Linked DNA regions of Homo sapiens: region 2 is linked to region 1. Evidence: read pairs that join two places in POLR2A ChIA-PET (ENCODE). Cell type or tissue: GM12878. All regions are shown on one strand. Each heading gives the region's core, and the rest is flanking DNA. Links, peaks and the distances in the headings are about the cores only. Region 1 overlaps SETD7 (SET domain containing 7, histone lysine methyltransferase). Region 2 holds the start of LOC124900188 (small nucleolar RNA ACA64).

Region 1 (4,401 bases), core at 280-4,279:
TCCCTCAGTGTATATAATCATTTGTTTTGCAGGAGTAAGCCCTCTGATTCTAAATCTTGTTTCTTTACCTATCAGTCTTCAGAGCATCTATCTTTAGTGCTGTCTGTGAGGATTCTCTAAAGCTAATCCTTCACAGAGAGCCAGTGTTCCTTCTAGGGTGGTTGTGTGCCTTGATTTCTAGAGTAAATTACTAATTGGCTTCTGAACTACCGTAATAGAAAGGAGATTACTTTGTTAATGCTTTATCAAAAGCAGTGCTGTTCTCCTTAATTCTGGTGAGGCAGAATTTTATTCTTAGTGAAGGAGACAACTGCCAGTGTTCAGTTGTTGGATTCTGTAGACTGTATCTGTAATGAAGAAAACCACCAGAAAAATTTAAAACCATCATCCAATTTGATCTGAGCCAAGAGATCTCAGAATTTCATGACAAAGCATTTTATTGATTCCCAAGCATCCTTTAAGTCATTTTAATAAGGAAAATTCAAGAGTGAATTGGAATGTTAAGAGATGCATCTGATGGCTGTTCATGAAGGCCTGAAAATAAAACTGAAGCGTAAATCTAAAATGTATCCATTTAAATTGAAGAACTTCATTCTAGTTGGTATAACTTGATTAAGATTTTTGGTTTTTTAACTCTTCGTTGTCCCATGAATAGAGAGAAGTGTTATAAATGCTCTTCCCTAACTCTGCACCTATACTGGTATTTTTGTTTGCTTTTCAGATTCAGTGTACCACTTTGATAAGTCGACTTCATCTTGCATTTCTACCAATGCTCTTCTTCCAGATCCTTATGAATCAGAAAGGTAATTTCCTCCTTGGGGTTTTAATTGCACTGTTTATGTGAGGTTAAATAAGCCTAGTGGTAGGAACTTATGCACCTCTTTGGCTCTCTGCCCAGGCTGGGTTCCAGCTCAGACCAAGCTCCTCATGAAAGTGTCCTTTTCCTTTGCCAACCCTCAAATAAATATTTCTATATTCTGAGGAAGAGTGTTTTTATTCTTATGTAGAATCTGACCCTGTAAGAGAGTTTCCTCACCCATAAATCACAGAACAGCTTGTGTGTCTGTCCTAGAGTAAAACCTCCAGGTAGAAAGAGCAGTTGAGGCCAGGCATGGTGGCTCATGCCTGCAGTCCCAGCATTTTGGGAGGCCAAGGCGGGCGGATCACTTGAGGTCAGGAGTTCAAGACCAGCCTGGCCAACATGGTGAAACCCCATCTCTACTAAAAATACAAAAATTAGCTGGGTGTCATGGCGTATACCTGTAATCCCAGCTACTCGGGAGGCTGAGGCACAAGAATTGCTTCAACCTGGGAGGCAGAGGTTACAGTGAGCCGAGATCATGCCACTGCACTCCAGCCTGAGCAACAGAGCAAGACTCCATCTAAAAAGAAAAAAAAAAAAAAAAAAAAAAAAAGAGCAGCTGGGCCAGGCAGCCAGCTGTGTCCTGGCCGAGCATTCCCGTTCTTAGGGTCTGTGCTGCAGTCACATGCTGGCCCTCTAGGGGAACATTTCATGCTCTTTAAAGCTCTAGCCTGTGCACACAGGATGCCTCCATTTCATCTTAGACCAGCGGAGGTGTTCTGGAACACAAGACAATTTCTTTTTTCACAAACAGAAGACAAGAGTGAAACAAAGAAAGTATAAGAGGCATAAAAACATTCTAGCTTATAAATGACAAGTTTCTGGTTTGTAAGCCCACTCCCAGAGGGTCACATCCTGTTCTACTTCATGTCTTATTTATGAGGATGGCTAAACTCTAGCTCTTGAGTCTTGATGTGGCTTTTTCTGGTACCCTCTCTGGGATTCTTCTTATTCCTTAGCAACAGATCTGTTTATGAATAAGCGTACTATCTGAAATTGGTTTTCTCTTTGCCTCGTGTTTTGTAAGCATGGCTTACCTCCCATTCAGTTTCTGTTCCCATCTGAGAAATAGGCCTCTTCCTCCATTCAACTGACAGGGCTGACCCCACAATGTCACAATGATGAATGGACTCTTTTTTGACATGAGGCTCTGGCCCAGTTACAAAGGGAAGGGTTTAGCTTCTTTGTTAGCTCCGAAACACAAGACCATAGCCATACGTGTTAGTCTTTTCTGTTATTATTGTTGTGATGAGGCTGCATAATGATGCCCTCAGAACTTTCAGTGGTTTACAGAATCAAACATTTTGTTTTACACCATAGTTCTATAGGTTGGCTGAGGTTCAGCCACTTCTGACTGGAATCAGCTAAGCTCAGCTGGCCTAGGCTGGACTCCAGGTTTCAAGTTGGGTTCAAGTCTGTTTCACATGTTTTCTTTACAAGAGAAACAGGGAGCAACAGCCCCCTAGGGCATATTCTTCTAATGGAGACAGTGAAAAGTCTGGAGGAGGCCAGCAGAAATTTGCCCCAGCCCTTCACACCTGAGACTTGCCTGCAGCCACTTCTGCCCATGTTCTACCAGCAAAGCAGATCAGATGGCCAAACGAGAAGTCAGTAGGGCAGGATGTATCCTCCACCCACCCTGAGGGAGGCACTACAAGGTCACGTGGCAAAGTGGCAGGATGTATATAATTCTATCACAGCGAAGAAATAAAGAGTTGAAAGCAATAAATCAGTCTTCCAGTTCATGAATAAGCATAAGAGCCATGTAACTAAAATTACAGATGATCAGTTCCTGTAGGGTCATTCCATCCCAGCGTCTGGTTAAATCCAGTTCCGTAATTATGAGCGCTTTTTTCTTTTTTTTTTTTAAGACAGAGTCTTGCTCTTGTCGTCCAGACTGGAGTGCAATGGTGCAATTTCAGCTCACTGCAATCTCCACCGCCTGGGTTCAAGTGATTCTCCTGCCTCAGCCTCCCGAGTAACTGGGATTACAGGCACCCGCCACCACACCCAGCTATTTTTTGTATTTTTAGTAGAGACGGGGTTTCACCATGTTGGCCAGGGTGCTCTTGAACTCCTGACCTCAGGTAATCCACCCGCCTCAGCCTCCCAAAGTGCTGGCATTACAGGCATCAGCTACCACGCCCGACCAGCTGTTTTCTTATAAACCAGTGGTTGGCAAACTTTTTCTGTAAAGGGCCACATAGTAAATATTTTAGGCTTTGCAAGCCATATAATATCTGTTGCAACTACTCAATTCTGCCTTTGTAGAGCTAAAGCAGTCATAGGCAATACTAAGCAAATGGGTATGGCTGTGTCCCAATAAAACTTTACTTACAAAAATGAGCAGCAGCCAGACTGGACCCTCAGGCCATAGTTAACTGACCCCTGTTATGAACCCTTTTGCTGGGAAATGCTTATTGGATATATCTTATTAATTGTTTGTCACTGTTGCATATAGAAGATACATCTTGAGGCTTAACTAAAACAGCCTCCTTTCCCTCCCATCTAACACTGACAAACTTAGATATAGCTTTAATTAACTTTGAAAAAATGTTTACTTGTCCAGTAAGGCAGTGAAAATTGTCATCAACTAAAAACATAAAATTCTTCCAAAAAATACCTCATATCAAGCACTGAGCATCTTTATGAAAATATAATGATAATTTCTATATTAGAAAGCAAATTTTAAACACCACTCCTAAAAGAGACATAACTACCGTTTGTTTAATTTCCAATGCCAAAATATTGTGGTTTAACTTTTTCTTCCTCCCTCCCTTCTTAGTTGGGTTATGAATTGACATTTTGGAATCAGTAGCCTTAATGATATTTTGGCAGTTGATGTAAGGAATGACATATTAAGCTGAAAAGGTCACTATTCAACTCTTTTTTCAATTTAGGGTTTATGTTGCTGAATCTCTTATTTCCAGTGCTGGAGAAGGACTTTTTTCAAAGGTAGCTGTGGGACCTAATACTGTTATGTCTTTTTATAATGGAGTTCGAATTACACACCAAGAGGTGAGTGGGGCTGACAGTGGAAAATCAACTTTGTTGGTTAAAGGGCTTTGCTTCAAACAAAATCCCTTTACCTTAGTACTCACTAGAAAGTTAAAGAAGCAGATTGGCTTTTTTGTAAAAATGATTGGACATTTTCATCCTCTTTATTTTAAGCCTTAATACGATTTTTTTTAAAAGTTCCAGAGCTATTTTATAGAGAGTGGGGTAATGCCATCAATAAGACAGTAATTGGTATATTAGACTGTACCAATGTCTTAAAAATTGAGATCCAGTCAGACTCTGTAAATAACTAACTCATGACCTTGGGTGGGGTGCTTTATAGGAAGGCCCCTTACATCTTCTTGTGCAAAAGCCATGCTATACTATATCCTACATTTTGTCAGGAAGAGTTCTTTTGTCAAAAAAATTAAAAACAAAATGTTAAAGAGTTGAATCACCTCTTACCTTTAAGATACAATCTTTGATATATGTCAAAGGCTTCATATATGTTTTCTGTTTTTGTTTCTTCACTTTACAGTTAA
Region 2 (4,401 bases), core at 104-4,103, 83 kb after region 1:
CTGAGGCAGGAGAACCACTTGAATCTGGGAGACGGAGGTTGCAGTGAGCCAAGATCACCTCACTGCACTCCAGCCTAGGTAACAGAGCGAGACTCTGTCTCAAAAAAAAAAAAAAATTGGTCAATTTCCAGTCTTGGCACAGCAGCAGCTAACCATCTCCTACCACTGAATCTCATGGCACGCAGCTGTGCACATGTTCCTAGAGTGGTTTGCACACAGCTTGTAGGAGCTAGGGGGGCAAAAAGTACATTGTCCTCAAAACGTTAGATCTGTGCTCTGATTCCTAACTGCCACTCGTGATCACAGAGGTGCAGAGAGTCATTAGCCATTGTTGCACTTCCATTGTTGCAAGCCCCTCACCTTCTGGTTGAAGTGACTTCCAGGAGAATTAAAGAGCTGGTGTTTCCCTCCCCACTCCCATTCATTTTTCTCATTTTCCCCTTTTGGGAGCCAGACATAAACACAATTGCATATATGAGAGAAATCAGAAAGTCATGGCACAGCCTAGGGGATGGTGCAGGCTCAGAAAAGACCTCTGAGAAGACCTTAGATTTATACTTCAGACTCATCTTAGGCAAAGAGGGCTTACAACAATCAAAAAAACAAAAATAATAAAAACAGTAACAAAAACAGCAAACCCTGGAGAAGAGGAAGAATCTGATTTCCAGAGTTAACACATTAGTAAATTCTAATGTCTGGTTTTCAACAAAAATATCACAAAGGATACAGAGAAACAGGAAAGTGTAACCCATTCAAATGAAACCTAAAGAGACTCAAAAAACAAAAGGAATTTAAAGTCAAGAAAATTATTTATGAACAAAATGGAAATATCAAAAACAGATAGAAAACCTAAAAGAAACCAAAAAGAAATTCTGGAGCTAAAAAGTACAATAACTGAAATTAAAAATTCACAAGAGGGATTCAAAGGCACATTGAACAGTTAGAAGAAAGAGTCAGAAAACTTGAAGAGAGGATAATGGAAATTATTGAGTCTGAGGAACAGAAAGAAAAGAGATTGAAGAAATGTGAAAGCAGTCTAAGGAACCTGTGCGATACCTCAACCAGATCAGCATACACATTGTGATAACTACAGAAGGAGAAGAGAGAGAAAAGGCTGGTGAGAATATTTGAAGAAATGATGACCAACAGCTTCCCATATTTGATGAAAAACATGAATATGAATATCTAAGAAGTTCAATAAACCAAGTAGGATGAACTCAAAGAAACACATACTGAGATACATTATAATCAAACTATCAGAAGAGAATTTTGAAAGCAGCAAAAGAGAAATGACTCTTCGCATACAAATGATCCTCAATAAGATTATCAGCAGATTTCTTATCAAAAACTTTGGAAGCCAGAAGACAATGAGCTAATATAGTCAAAGTGGTAAAAGAAAAAATTTAGTCTATCAATCAAGAATTCCATATCTGGCCAGGCACAGTGGCTCACGCCTGTAATCCCAGCACTTTGGGAGGCCGAGGCGGGCGGATCACGAGGTCAGGAGATCCAAACCATCATGGTTAACACAGTGAAACCCCATCTCTACTAAAAATACAAAAAATTAGCTGTGCGTGGTAGTGGGTGCCTGTAGTCCCAGCTACTCCAGGAGAATGGCATGAATCCAGGAGGCGGAGCTTGCAGTGAGCTAAGATTGCGCCACTGCCCCCCAGCCTGGGCAACAGTACGAAACTCTGTGTCAAAAAAAAAATAAAAGAATCCCATACCTGGCAAAAACTGTCCTTCGAAATTGAAGTAGAAGATAAGACTTTCCAGATAAACAAAAGTTGAGGGAGTTCATTACCACTAGACCTGCCCTACAAGAAATGCTAAATGAAGTCCTGCAAGTTGAAAGGACACTAGACAGTAACTGAACTTGTATAAAGAAATAAAGATAAGTAAAGGTAAATACATGGGAAATTATAAAAGCTAGTATTATTGTAACAATGGTATGTAACTCCACTTTTTGTTTACAACATGACTTGAGACCAATACATTAACAAAAACCAATGATTAGGCCAAAAGCTAGTGTTATTGTAACTTTGCTTTTGTTGGGAAAACTCCCTGCCAGGACTGAGAATTGCCCTCTACAAGTGGAGGCAAATTACTGATTTGCCATCAGACCAAAAAAAAAAGGCAGATGATTCCGGGTTGGCAGGTAGTCAAAGATTTATCCAGGGGAAATTTATAAGGCAGCCTTGGGCAGCAGCAAGACAAGGTAGATTTCAGTGCTTATAGTACATGCCTATCTAGTCTTTTATATCATGAAGAGGGAATGGAAGGGGCGGGGGAAGTCACTGATGGTGTGTTAAGCCGTCTGGTTGTTTTCTTAATCTGTTTACTCTTTGCTTACAGGAACTGTTTGGGTTTTGTAGAGTCTGGTCAACATTCCTAAGGAGAGGAGGGATGTTGCAGACAGCAGCAGTTATTTTAGCACTGGTATGCATTTTTAGGTCACTGCATGCTACAATGCACTTTGTGGTCACATACCCAGAAAACATTTTCACAACAGGTAACTCCACATCTTGTTTTCTACTTAATTTAAGGGACTAATAGATTTAGTTTGTTTTGGACACATGTTATATAGAGATGTAATTATGTGATATCAACAGCTGAAAGGGGTGGGGGACAGGGCAGTTAAGGAGCAGTTTTTGTATCTTTTTCAAATTAAGCTGCTATAAATTTATGTTAGAAGCTTCCTTATTTAGGATGTCAAATGTAATCCCATGATAACACAAAGAAAATAGCTAAAAGAAGATAAGAAAGGAAGTTAAAAGTTTCATTACAAAAATCAACTAAACATGAAAGAAGACAGATAAGAAATGAGGAACCAAAAAAAGCTGCAATATATATAGAAAATAGCAAAATGACAGAATTCCCTCATCAGTAATTATTTTAAATGTAAATGGGTTAAACTTCAGTGAAAAGACAGAGATTAGAAGAATGGGTTTTAAAAAACCATGATTCAAGACTCCTGTGCCACATAACATTTCAGTCAATGATGGAATGCACATAGGATGGTAATACAATGGTAAGATTATAATAACGTATTTTTACTATATATTTTCTATGTTTAGATATACAAACACCATTGGGTTATAGTTACCTACAGTATTTAGTATGGTAACATGCCGTAACAGCTTTGTAGCCTAGGAGCAATAGGCTATACCATACCATCTAGGTTTGTGTAAGTACCTTCTGTGATATTTACATGATGATGAAATTGCATAACAATGCATTTCTAAGAACATATACCCATACATAAATGATACATGACTGTATATGCTGTCTGTAAGAGACTTAAGATCCAAAGACAAAAACAGGTTAAAAGTGAAAGAATGGGAAAGGATATTCCATGAAACTAATTACCAAATATTAAGGATGGCGATACTAGTATACAACAAAATACACTTCAAAGCAAAAAAGATTACTAAAGACAAAGAAGGACATTATATACTAAAAAACGGTTCAGGATGAGCACGTTGGCTCAGGCATGTAATCGCAGCACTTTGGGAGACCAAGGTATGAGGGTGCCTTGAGACCAGGAGTTGGAGACAGCCTGGGCAACACAGTGAAACGCTGTCTCTACAGAAAATTAAAAAATTAGCTGAGCATGGTAGCATGTGCCTGTAGTCTCAGCTACTCAGGAGGCTGAGGCAGAAGGATAGCTTGAGCCAAAGCACTGGAGGCTGCAGTGAGCTATGATCACACCACTGCACTTCAGCCTGGGCGACAGAGCATGATCCTGTCTTAAAAAAATAAAAAACATAAAAGGTTCAATACAGCAAGAAGGTTTAACAGTTGTAAACATGTATGCTCCTAATGACAAACCATCAACATATATGAAACAAAAATTGACGTAATTGAAGGGAGAAGTACAATTCTACATTAATAGTTGGAGACTTTAATATCCCAATCTCAGTAGTGGATAGAACCATCAAAATCTAAGCAAGGAAATATAGGACTTTCACAACACAATAAACCAACTAGATCTAACAACCATATACAGAACACTCTACCCAACAATGAAATACACATTCTTCTCAAGTATACATAGGATAAATTCCAAGATAGGTCATAAATTAAGTCTGAATTGATTTTAAAAGACAGCAAAATATCTTCCCTGACCACAATGGGATGAACTTAGAAATCAAAAACAAAAAGAAAACTGGAAAATTTAAAAATCATAGAAATTAACACACTCTTAACCATTAGATCAAAAAAGAAACCACCCGGCATTGGTTGAAAATCACCCCCCGGCTTTGGCCATGGCAGCGGGTGAGATTCGGCGCCCAGAGCCTCCAGGGGCCTCAGCTCACCGCACGCTGACACATGTGCGGCGGTGAAACCCAGCCCCAACAGGCCCCGCGGCCTCTCCCTGGGTGCGGCCGCTCGCGTGGT

Evidence for each region. Peaks named below come from ENCODE experiments on the same cell type or tissue, not always from the same donor. Only the 100,000 strongest peaks of a DNase experiment are listed, where the experiment ranks them.
Region 2: POLR2A ChIA-PET joins it to region 1 with 5 read pairs; 5 of 35 experiments call an interaction of 5 or more read pairs at or near these places.

Annotation. Positions count from the first base shown.
Region 1 is chr4:139,519,756-139,524,156 of GRCh38, reverse strand. It overlaps SETD7 (SET domain containing 7, histone lysine methyltransferase), which reads left to right. Exons shown (of 8, transcript NM_030648.4): 5 at 722-803; 6 at 3,763-3,880. Among named protein-coding and RNA genes, the nearest start is that of SETD7, 34 kb to the left of the region's middle. In GM12878, for the core only: no CTCF peak of the experiment used is centred there; a DNase peak (open chromatin) is centred at 1,956; H3K27ac peaks cover 1,170 bases.
Region 2 is chr4:139,436,331-139,440,731 of GRCh38, reverse strand. LOC124900188 (small nucleolar RNA ACA64) reads left to right here and starts at 4,238; the gene lies at 4,238-4,364. It also overlaps a transcript of RAB33B not described here. In GM12878, for the core only: no CTCF peak of the experiment used is centred there; no DNase peak of the experiment used is centred there.